2 separate regions of the Homo sapiens genome follow, and region 1 is linked to region 2. The links are chromatin loops, found by intact Hi-C in ENCODE. Cell type or tissue: MCF 10A. All regions are shown on one strand. Region 1 has its middle 8.5 kb from the start of LGR6. Region 2 holds the start of LOC101929388 (a long non-coding RNA gene).

Region 1 (5,000 bases), 52 kb after region 2:
GCCCAGCCCACAACTCTGGGAGCCCCCAGCAGCCCCAGCCCGGGAAGTACAGGTGGTCAGAGAGGGCAGGAAACAGTGGCAAAACCAGCATCATCTCACAGGGAAGAGCCAGGCTTCAGGCATGTCGTCAGGGGTGCTCTCCTACACTGGAGAAAACTGCCCCTGAGAACAGTCATCTGAGGGAAGACAGTGAGGGTGAAGCTGCCAGAGGCCCCCAGCCCATGCTGGCCCCCTGCCCCTCCACAGGGTCCACAGTGAGACTCACAGGAGATGGGGCTGTCCTGCTCATAGCCAGGCAGGGGTGCGTAAGAGCCAGCCTCGTCCTTGATGGCCTGCAGCAAGAGCTGGGAAGGAGATGGGTACCCTGAGGCTGGGAGGTCCCACTGCAGGGCTGGCTCAGCAGGGGAAGGCTGCCCTTGGCTGTCACCCACTTCCTGGCCTGAAGTGTACCTCGTACTCCTTCAAGAAGCCAGCGTTGGCATTGGCTGCCCTCTTGGCACACGCCTGTGCGAAGTTCATCACAGAGATGGGCCAAGACCTGGTGGGGGGGTTGGAGAGGGAGAAGGCACTCAAGGTTCCCCAGCTCCCTGTTCTAGTCTGCTCGGCTCTGCCCATGAACAGGAGCAGGGAGCCTGCCTGTGGGAGGCACAGGGAAGCTGGGACTTACTCAGAGATGTTGAAGGGCCCTTCCAGAATCTTGTTCAGTAGGCAGCTGTGCAGGAAGACGTACTGGCTCTGCCAGGGGGAAGGGCATCAGGCTGCTCAGCGAGGAGCGAGGAGCGAGGAGCGAGGAGCGAGGGGGGCCTGCAGGGAGATTTTCCAGGCCCTGACCAGCAAGGCAGGGATCGGGTAGGAGGGGAGAGGGAGCCACTGAGAAACCTTCCCTCCACCGCTCTATGGTGTCAAAGCTGACAGGGTCCTGTCCCACCTCCCCTTTCACAGAATAGGGAGCACAGCCCAGATAGGATGGTGTTGTGTTTGAAACCCTCTCCCCAGGGTCTTCTGTATGCCCCATGAGCTCTCTTTCCTGGTCCCTCTTGTAGCCCTGTGGCCACCCACCTCCCTCCCACTCCTTCAGGGTCCCAGCTGCCCAGCCCAGCCTGCGAGGCCCTCACCAGGGTCTGGATCATGAGGGGCCCGTGCATCCAGAATGCAAACACAGCATGGAACACATCTACCATCTGCTCCTCCTCCAGCTGCTGCAGCAGCCTCAACAGGGCCACGAAGGTGCCCGTCTGGCCCATGCCCACACTGCGGGGACAGCCCCTGAGGAACTGAATGGGTGAAGAGGCTGCCCATGTCCCCAGCTCTCCCCACAGTCCGAGAGCCCCCGACACCTCCAGGCCAGGCAGGGGGCTCTCCACCCTATGCACTCACCTGCCCTCCTGCAGTGCACCAGGATGGGTCCCATGCCCTGGGTGGCCCTTGCCTGTTCCTGTACCAGCTCCATAAAGGTAAGCAGGGAGCTGGGGGCCTTGAGGATGCTGTGGTCAGGTCAGGTGGTGAATTGCAGTTACTCCACCCTCCGCTGCTGTTGCTGGACAACCTGAGAAGGGGGTGGGAAGGGGGCAAGGGGGCAAGGGGGCAAGGGGGCAAGGGGGCAGAGGGGCCCTGCTGCTGCTCCTTATCTTCCTAACTCTAGGCTCCCATGGCCCAGACCTCACACTTTCTTCCCCAGCTGCCTAAGGGCAGGGATGATGCAGACCAACTGTTCCTTGAGCGTGGCAGCTATGTCTCTCTCATCAGGATGCTTCCTGAGCCCTCGGGTCCTTCTCTAGCCTCCTGGGTAATCTCTGCATATAGAGTGCCCAAGCAGAGGAGTGATTCGGGTCCCTTGCTTTCCTGTCCCAGGAGTGCACAACCTGGGAAGGCAGTTGGGCACAGGGGGCATGGGGTGAGGCAGGAGCCCGGAGCTGGCATGGGGGAGGTCAGGAACCATCATGTCTCTCGTGCTCTTCCTTTCCCTCACTGTGCAGCCTCAGATAAGCCCTTAACCTTCTCTGTACCTCCCTACCCCTTCCCTAACACACACTTCCCTGGGTGGTGGCTGAGTACTTGTGGTCCTCCGAAAGAGAGGGCTCCAGGGACCCAGGAAGTGAGGCAACCTTCTCAGGGGTCTCAGCTCTAATGCCTGTCCCACCCCCTCATCCTTGGGGCACGCATGTGCTGCAGCTGGAATTCCCGCTTGGTCCACTCATCGTCAGCCTCCTCGGCTAGGAGGTGGATGGTGATGTGATCATGGGTGACCGGGGTAGAGTCGGTCAGCCAGTAATGCTCACACAGCACCTGGGACCAGAAGGTTGGAGAGGGGAAGGGTGGCTGTGAGCCCAGCCCTATCACTGCTGCCCCCTGCTTTACCCAGTCCCACCCCTCCCTGCCCACCTTTCTGGTCCCTGACACCCTGCTGGGATTCTGCTCTCTGTAATGACCCAGCTCCAAGGCTCCCTCCTCCAGGAGCTGCTCTCCCTTGCCTGGGCTCCGGCACCCTTGCCCTCAGACCTCTCATGACCCTCAGGATTCTGAGTCAGCCACCAGCTTGCTGTGCCAAACAGAACAGCCCTTATTCCGCGGCCAGCAGCCCTGGGCTCACTGCTCCAGCAAGAGGACAGACTCGGCAGCCTCTCTGCGTGTCCCAGGGCCCTGCATCTGCCAGGCTTATCGAAAGGAAGGATCCATGATGGTACCTTTGACACCGGCCCTGGGCAGTCCCTACCCCTTGGTGCCTTCTCTGCCCAGGGCAAGAAGCCCGTAGAAACTAAGCCAAGCTGGAGCTTACATACCTGGTTCCTCCCACTGCCTCCCCATCCCAGGGACCACCCCATCCTGGGTCTGGGTGGGAGGTGGTTCCACCACCCTCCAGGCCTGATTGGCCTCACTCCAGTCTGCCCCGCCTTCCCTGCGGGAAGATGCCAACGGGGCCATTCCCACAAGGAGAACGTGCGCCACCTGGTGGCCTTTCCAGGAGCCTGTAAGGCGCATCACCCTCCTGTTCTCCATGCCGACGGTCAGCATGATGATGATGCGGACCTGCTACTCCCGCACCAGCCGCCAGAAGTTCTCCAGCGTTTTCTTGAGAGGCGCCTGAGAGGCAATGAATTCCTGTGGGTGGGTGGGTGGGTGTAGCCCTGGGGTGTAGGGGGCAGAGGTCAGGAACATGTTAATGGGCGATGTTTGGTGTCAAACACACAGCAGATTTCCAATATTTGACCTCCAGGAGTGAGGATGCTGTGCACACACCTACATGTGTGCAAACACACGAACACGTGTACACCCAGAATGCAAACCAGGAGGGCTGACTTCAGAGACACCACCCCCGTCCCTGTCCCACCCCAAAGGGACAAGAAAAACCCCGATGAAAACAACAAGCTACTGACATGAGTTAAATAGCCCACCTAGACCACCCTCTTCACCCACCCAGAGTCACCTTCCTAAAACCAAACTGTGTTTCTTCCATGCTCAAAAATCTTCTGTGGCTCCCCATTGCCCACCAAATAGAGTCCAAAGTCCTCAGCCTAACAATCAACCCCTCCTTCATTCAGCCCCAGGCTATCTTTCCCATTACATCTCCCACCACCCAGCACCTCCCCACTCCCTCACCCCTACGCACCCCCCACCACACACACACACACACACACACACACACACACACACACACACACACACACTGCCTGAACGTTACTGCTTGGCTGTTCTCTGGCTGCTCCTTCCAGTCAATAGAATGTCCTTCCCTCTTTCATCACTTATCAAAATGTTACTCATCCTTCAATAAACCAAATGTCCCCTCTGGGAAGCCTTTCTTAATTCCTCAGGTGGATGAAATTTCTCCTTCCTCCATGTGCCCTGAGTACAGTGTTTTTTCCTCTATTACAGCCCTTGTCACAGTGTGTGGTGAATGTCACACACATGCCCACATGCTCCTTTGAAGGTGGGGAATGTGGCTAACTCAGCTCTGCCTCCTGCAGGCCCAGCACAGAGCCCAGCACACAGTAGACCCTTGCTAGACACCTGCTGGATTGAGCTCATGAAGCCCAAGCTGGTGATCTCCTAGAGAGCTGTTACAGCTAACAAAGGCCAGTGTGGCCTGCAAACCAGCCCATCTCCCGAGCAGATCCCAGATCCCATGGACAGCCTCACTGGTGGCCCTTACTGGGATGAAGTTGGCATTGATGTAGTCAGAATGAGGCTCTCCCTCCAGCTGGGTCAGCCTGACCCTGGAGTGGTCGTCTGCAGAGAGTGAAAGCTGTGCATTCAGGGCTGGGCACATGAAACCCCCTGCCCCCATGCCAAGCCCTAGCCCTCTGCCATGCCTCCTCTCCTGCCCCCAGCACTCACAGGGAAGCACATGTGGGTAATGGTTCTTGGTGGTGTTGGCAGCGTACTCAGCCTCCAGTCTGGGCTGCTCCTTGCCCACCTCCTTCAGCTCCTGCAGGGATCAAGGGCAGGCACTGGTTGCTGAAGTAGACCCATCTCACCCCATGCCAGGTGAGGGGCAGTGGGGGCAAGTGTGCAACTGGGAGTTCCCTCCAGACCTTCAGACAGGTCCCAGTCTTCCCTCCTCTGAGCCCAAGGGTGGTAAAGGCCTTACCTCGAATTGCAAAAAGAAAGCCTGGTGTGCGTGAGCACTCTTGGCCTCATAGCTCTGCCTGAAGCTGTGGATAGGGATGGGCCGGTGGGTCTACCTGGTGGGAGGTGGAGAGGGTAGCCCCCACAGCCTTAGGTTTGCAGAGTCCTGCCCTGCCCTCCCCTGGGTGACGGGTACAAAGCAGGGGACCTCAGAGTCCTGGCAGCACAACCTGATCACCTGGGGGCCTGTTGGAAACGCAGATCCTGAATTCCACCCTGGGTGTGGAGCAGCGTGCATTTCCAGCAAGCTCCTCCAACGCCCAGCCTGGGCTGCAAACCACCAATGTGGAAGAACAGAGAAGGGACAGGGGACATGTACGCATGTGCACACACACGCGTGAGTCTCACAGTCTCCCTCCCTAGGTCCTGAGGAGGGC
Region 2 (5,000 bases):
CACTACTGCCCTTCCCACCAGTCCCCCAACACACCACACACACACACACACACACACACACACACACACACACACCACACACACACAAGTTCAGCCAGCCAAACTCACTTCCTTCCAAATTCTTCAGAATTTACTTGGTTCTGAAAGATTGTCCCCGGGGCCTGAAAGCTTGAAGGGATGAGTAACCCCTCCCTTCTCAGGCCCAGTCGCCAGGCGCAGGGCTACTTGCGTACGCCAGCAAGACAGCAGAAGCAGGAAAAGAGCCGGCCGGAAGACACCTACCCTGGTTGGAAGACACCTACCCCTGAAGATGGAGAAAGAGGCCATCCGGGTACCGCGTAGCAGTTACGTCAGACCGAGACGCCCCCTGTTTATAGGAGACAATAAAACCCCTGCCCCGTCCTCACTTGGGGCTGACGCCATTTTGGGGGCTGACGCCATTTTACGCCTCAGCCCGCCGGCACCCAGGCTCTTGTTAAAACGCACCGCTTCGTGTTAGCTGTTGGGGAGCTCTCGGGATTCCAACCGATACAAGAACCTTTCAGGTTCCTTCTTAACTTTGTGCCTTTGCAGCGTGTGCTGTTCCCTCTGTCTGAAACGTTATTCCCCGCCTCTTCACCTGATTCATACTAGTCTTTCAAGGCTCAACTCTGGTTCTGCCACCTCAAAAAATTTTGTTTAAAAAAAAAAAAAATAGAGCTGGGCCCCATGGCTCACGCCTGTAATCCCAGCACTTTGGGAGGCCGACGCAGGTGAATCACGAGGTCAGGAGTTCGAGACCAGCCTGGCCAATATGGTGAAACCCCCGTCTCTACTGAAAATATAAAAATTAGACGGGCGTGGTAGCCCACGCCTGTAGTCCCAGCTACTTGGGAGGCTGAGGCAGGAGAATCTCTTGAACCCAGGAGGCGGAGGTTGCAGTGAGCTGAGATCGCACCACTGCACTCCAGCCTGGGCGACAGAGCAAAAAAACTCTGTCTTAAAAAAAAAAAAAAAAAAAAAAAAAAGGATCAGGCTGGGCACAGTGGCTTACTCCTGTAATCCCAGAACTGTGGGAGGGGAGACCAAGGTAGGTGGATTGCTTTGGCTCAGGAGTTCGAGACCAGCCTGGACAACATGGCAAAACCAAAACCCCATCTCTACAAAAAAATACAAAAATTAGTTGGCGTGGTAGTGCACACCTATAGTCCCAGCTACTCAGGAGGCTAAGGTGAGGGGTGGCTTGAGCCTAGGAGGTGGAGGTTGCAGTGAGTTGCGATCAGGTCACTGCACTCCAGCCTGGGTGACAGAGCCAGACCCTTTCTCAAAAAACAAAAACAAAAACAAAAACAAAACAAAACAAAAAAACGGCGGAGGATCAATGACTGGTTAGATGAACGATCTCACAATAACATCATCATACATTATAGCTGTGTGAAGTCTTTTTTTTTTTTTTTGCAAATCCCCCTCACATTGACTATATATTTGATCTTCCCAACACCCTGTGAGGCAGGGAAGATAATTATCCCCACCTTGAAGATAGAGAAACTGAGGTGCAGAGAGGGCAAATGACACAGTAGTCACGATCAGAGCCAGGACTTGAAGCCACATTTTCTGTCACACAGGCCAGTGCTCTTCTTGCAGGATTGCAAAAAGCAAAATCTTCTCATCTGCCTTATAACTGGGGGAGTGGGGGACTTGACCTCTGTCCCCTGCCCTGTTATACCCAGGCAAAGGAGAATAATGGGGCTGAAAGTGGAAGCTAATGGTCTGGTTCTCCCAGCCACAAGGGCTGCCCACTTCCCAGAAAGTGTAGGGAAAATTGTCTGCATTGCCCAAAAGCTCCATGCCTAGTCCGAAAGCAAGACCTTTAGAAGCCCCAAGAACTCAGAATATGTGATTCACGATTTTTTTTAAAAAAGTAAACTTAATTAACAACCTTAAAAGTGTGAAGAAGTCCAGTGAAAGTCTAATTTTTTTCCCCTATGAAGTCCTCTTTGAGGCTGTGGATGAAATGTCAAATTCTCCTCACTCCTCCTCCCTTATTTTTGGCTGTCCCTGCTGCGCTGGTGCCCTAGGCAAATGTTTAGTCTGCCCCTGCGGGTGGGGAGCAAGCACAGGCTTGCCTGGCCTCTGGTCTTCCGACGTTGGCCTCTAGGGGCACACTGGGTTGCCTGGCCCTGTCCAGGGGTGAGGCTGGATGGAGGGAGAGGAGAGGGCTGGGGCCAGACGCCCAGCACTCATTGGGAAGGGGGGGCAGAAGCTGAGAGAGTGCAGGGAGGCAGGTTCTGCCACTGGGGCCGATCGATCGAGCAGCTGAGGGGTGCCAGGGACCAGACACAGAGGCAGGAGGGTAGAGGGCACCCAGGGAAGGAGTAGGAGAGGAAAGCCCTCACCACGGGGGGTGTGGCACAGCTGCTAGCCAGGACCCCCACAGCTGGCCCTCTGTGTAAGGTGGAATGGGGCCTAAATATCAGTCATGAGAAGGAAAGTCACCTTTTCCCACCTCATTTCTCCTTCCACCCAAGGAGAAGTCAGAAGTTGTCTGACTTCCACATCCACAGACTGAACAGCGCCAAAGTCTGAGAATATGAGAGGCCTTTGTTCGGACACACTGCATGCCCACTATGACTCAGTTTCCCCCACTAGCTAACTGCTGTGCCCCAATCTTGCCCCCCAACTTTGACTTCTCCCAAAATATCTGTTCACTCTCCCATCGGATGAAGTTGTACCTGATAATTAAGTTAGGTTCATCAAGCATGTATGAGGCACCTACTGTGTTCCAGGCCTTGGGCTGTGCATTATGTGGATGAAGCCCAGCGGCTCCCACTGGGCTGGGTTACATCACCCTGGAGCACCTGCTCCCGCTTCCACCCTCAGGCTGGGTCTGGCTTCCACGATGCCCCTGCTGGACAAGAAGGGAACTACAGGGCTCCTTGGAGGGAGGGATCTGTTATGGGTGGCCTGTGAGTCCCTGTGGACAGTCCCACCCCCAAGTAGAGAAAATGAGTATCTGAGCCTAGCCTCCTTCCCACCCACAGCAGAGCCCAGGGGCAAGAGCAGGCTAGGTAGAGGAGACAACCCCTTCCTGATGCTTCTTTTGGGCGGCAGTCTCCACCCCTAAACCCAGGCTCCAATGGCAGAACACCAGTCGCCCCAGGACCGCTGGCCTGGTGGCCTCACCTAGGGAGGTCCCATTCCCACAGTCCCCCAGTGGGGCGTGGGAGCACTCTTTTCCTGAAATATGCATAGGAGTGTACACAGCCACACACTGATGACAACAGAAAACCCCGGAGAAACCAAAGCCAGGAGCGGCATGCTGTCTGGAACGTGGACTGGGAGAGGGGGCGCCTGCAGAGGGAAGGGAAAGCTGAGGCAGGGGGCCCTGGGCTGTGACTCAGGCCCCAGGAAGCTGGTGACTCCCAGACCAGCCCTCTAATGACTCACAGCGACTGCAGGCTCGGCAGCTCCCACAGCGCCTCTGCGGGGATTCCTCCCAGCTGATTGTTCTGCAGCATCCTACGGGAGAAGAGAAAGGGCTTTAAGGACGCACATGGTATGCAGAGCTGGCTGGAGGGTGCTGACTCCTCCCTTGAACCCCCAGTCCCAAGCCAGACCCCTCCTTCTCACCCCAGCCTCAGAGCCCCAGAGAGAGTCTGGTCCAGCTCCCCTGCTTTGTTAGTGCAGATTCAGAGGCTGCTGAGGTCCCTGGGGTGTTGTACATGGGGCAGGGAGGCCCAGTGTTCAGGGAGAGCATCTCAGAAGGGACCCTAGGAGGAGGCAGGGGTGAAGAAGACCATGGAGAGGAAGGAGAGAAGACATTCTGAAGTCAAGAGTACTTGGGATTTTGTTAAAGTTTGGTCAGGAAGGATGTGGGAAAATGTAGGTTGTCAGTTTCCGTGTCTATTCATCTGAAAGGCTAAAGGTTTCTTTATGGAAGGGGAGGATGTGGATGAGGATAAGGCTGCCCTTAGGGTGTCAGTGCCCCAGGCAAATACATTTTTTTCAGCCTTTGTCTGTAGGAACAATTCGAAGTACTCCAGAGGAGTGTATCTGCACTATTCTCATGGCCCAATCTCACCTAATCCCTCAAAGAAGTGCTGTGCCAGCCAATGAAAACGATCTGCTCACTAGCTGTCCTCTGGGGACCAGGACCTAAGTCCCAAAACCCCACGATGACTCCATAGGCAGGAGTCCTGGAGCTCCTCAGGGCACCTGGGAACCCCATGTGTAGGGTAGAGGGTCAGAGAGCATGTACAAGGGGAGAAACAGGGCCTGGGGCGCCACTCCAGGTGGCACTGCTGACTCTAGCCAACCCCAGGCATCAGAGGGGACTTAGAAAGTTTTGAGGATAGCACTCGAAAGCGCAGGGAGTCCCCTGAGGCACAGAGCCCTGAGCAAGAGAAGGAACTGGGTAAAGACATAGGAGGAAAACCCTCCAGGCCTTTAGATCCAGAAATGAGAAGGAGAGCACACAGGGAGTTCATGGAAGAGCTGGGGAAGCAAGAAGGGAGGAAGTTGCTGACTGCCCTGGGCACAGTGAGTGAGCCCTACCCTAGGAGACTCAATTACCCCTTTATGGTGTATCCATCCATCTTTCAGAGGGGGAAGCCTTGGTGCACAATCATTAAGGTAATTCCACGCTTCAGGAAGAGTAGCCCAATTTCTGGTCCTTTAGTTTAATAATAGGAATGGCTAATGTGCCAGGTCCTGGTCTTAGAACTTGTATTAATTCAAACTCACCCTTGTTACAACTCCAACAGATAGGGATTATTATCATCCTCATGCTGAGGGTGCACACAACTGCTAACTGACAGAGCTAGGCTTTGAACCTAGAGAGTTTGGGTCCACAGTCTAGACACTTAACCATTACACCACAGCATCTATCATAGTGGTGGGATACAGCAGTGGCCAGAAAATGCTGAGCAGTAAGATGATGAGCCTGAGTTGTTTTCCATGCCTCCTATGTGACGTCCTGGTCAGAGTCACATGTCATCTCTCTTAAACTCCTCTTACGGGTA

What was found. A loop is a pair of places that touch in the nucleus more often than their neighbours do. Peaks named below come from ENCODE experiments on the same cell type or tissue, not always from the same donor. Only the 100,000 strongest peaks of a DNase experiment are listed, where the experiment ranks them.
Region 1: a loop joins it to region 2, with 4 times the contacts of the local background. A loop is called at or near these places in 16 of 110 quality-filtered maps.

Annotation. Positions count from the first base shown.
Region 1 is chr1:202,182,807-202,187,806 of GRCh38, reverse strand. It overlaps the pseudogene PTPRVP. Among named protein-coding and RNA genes, the nearest start is that of LGR6, 8.5 kb to the left of the region's middle. RefSeq lists enhancers at 2,069-2,598, 2,717-2,766, 2,599-3,128, 3,823-4,322. In MCF 10A, a CTCF peak has its summit at 2,958 (motif pointing left); DNase peaks (open chromatin) are centred at 2,566 and 2,946.
Region 2 is chr1:202,234,420-202,239,419 of GRCh38, reverse strand. It overlaps LGR6 (leucine rich repeat containing G protein-coupled receptor 6), which reads right to left. Exons shown (of 18, transcript NM_001017403.2): 4 at 3,427-3,498. It overlaps LOC101929388 (a long non-coding RNA gene), which reads left to right and starts at 419. Exons shown (of 5, transcript XR_922425.3): 1 at 419-545. RefSeq lists enhancers at 1,991-2,040, 3,109-3,801. In MCF 10A, CTCF peaks have their summits at 2,126 and 2,900; DNase peaks (open chromatin) are centred at 2,119, 2,899 and 3,419.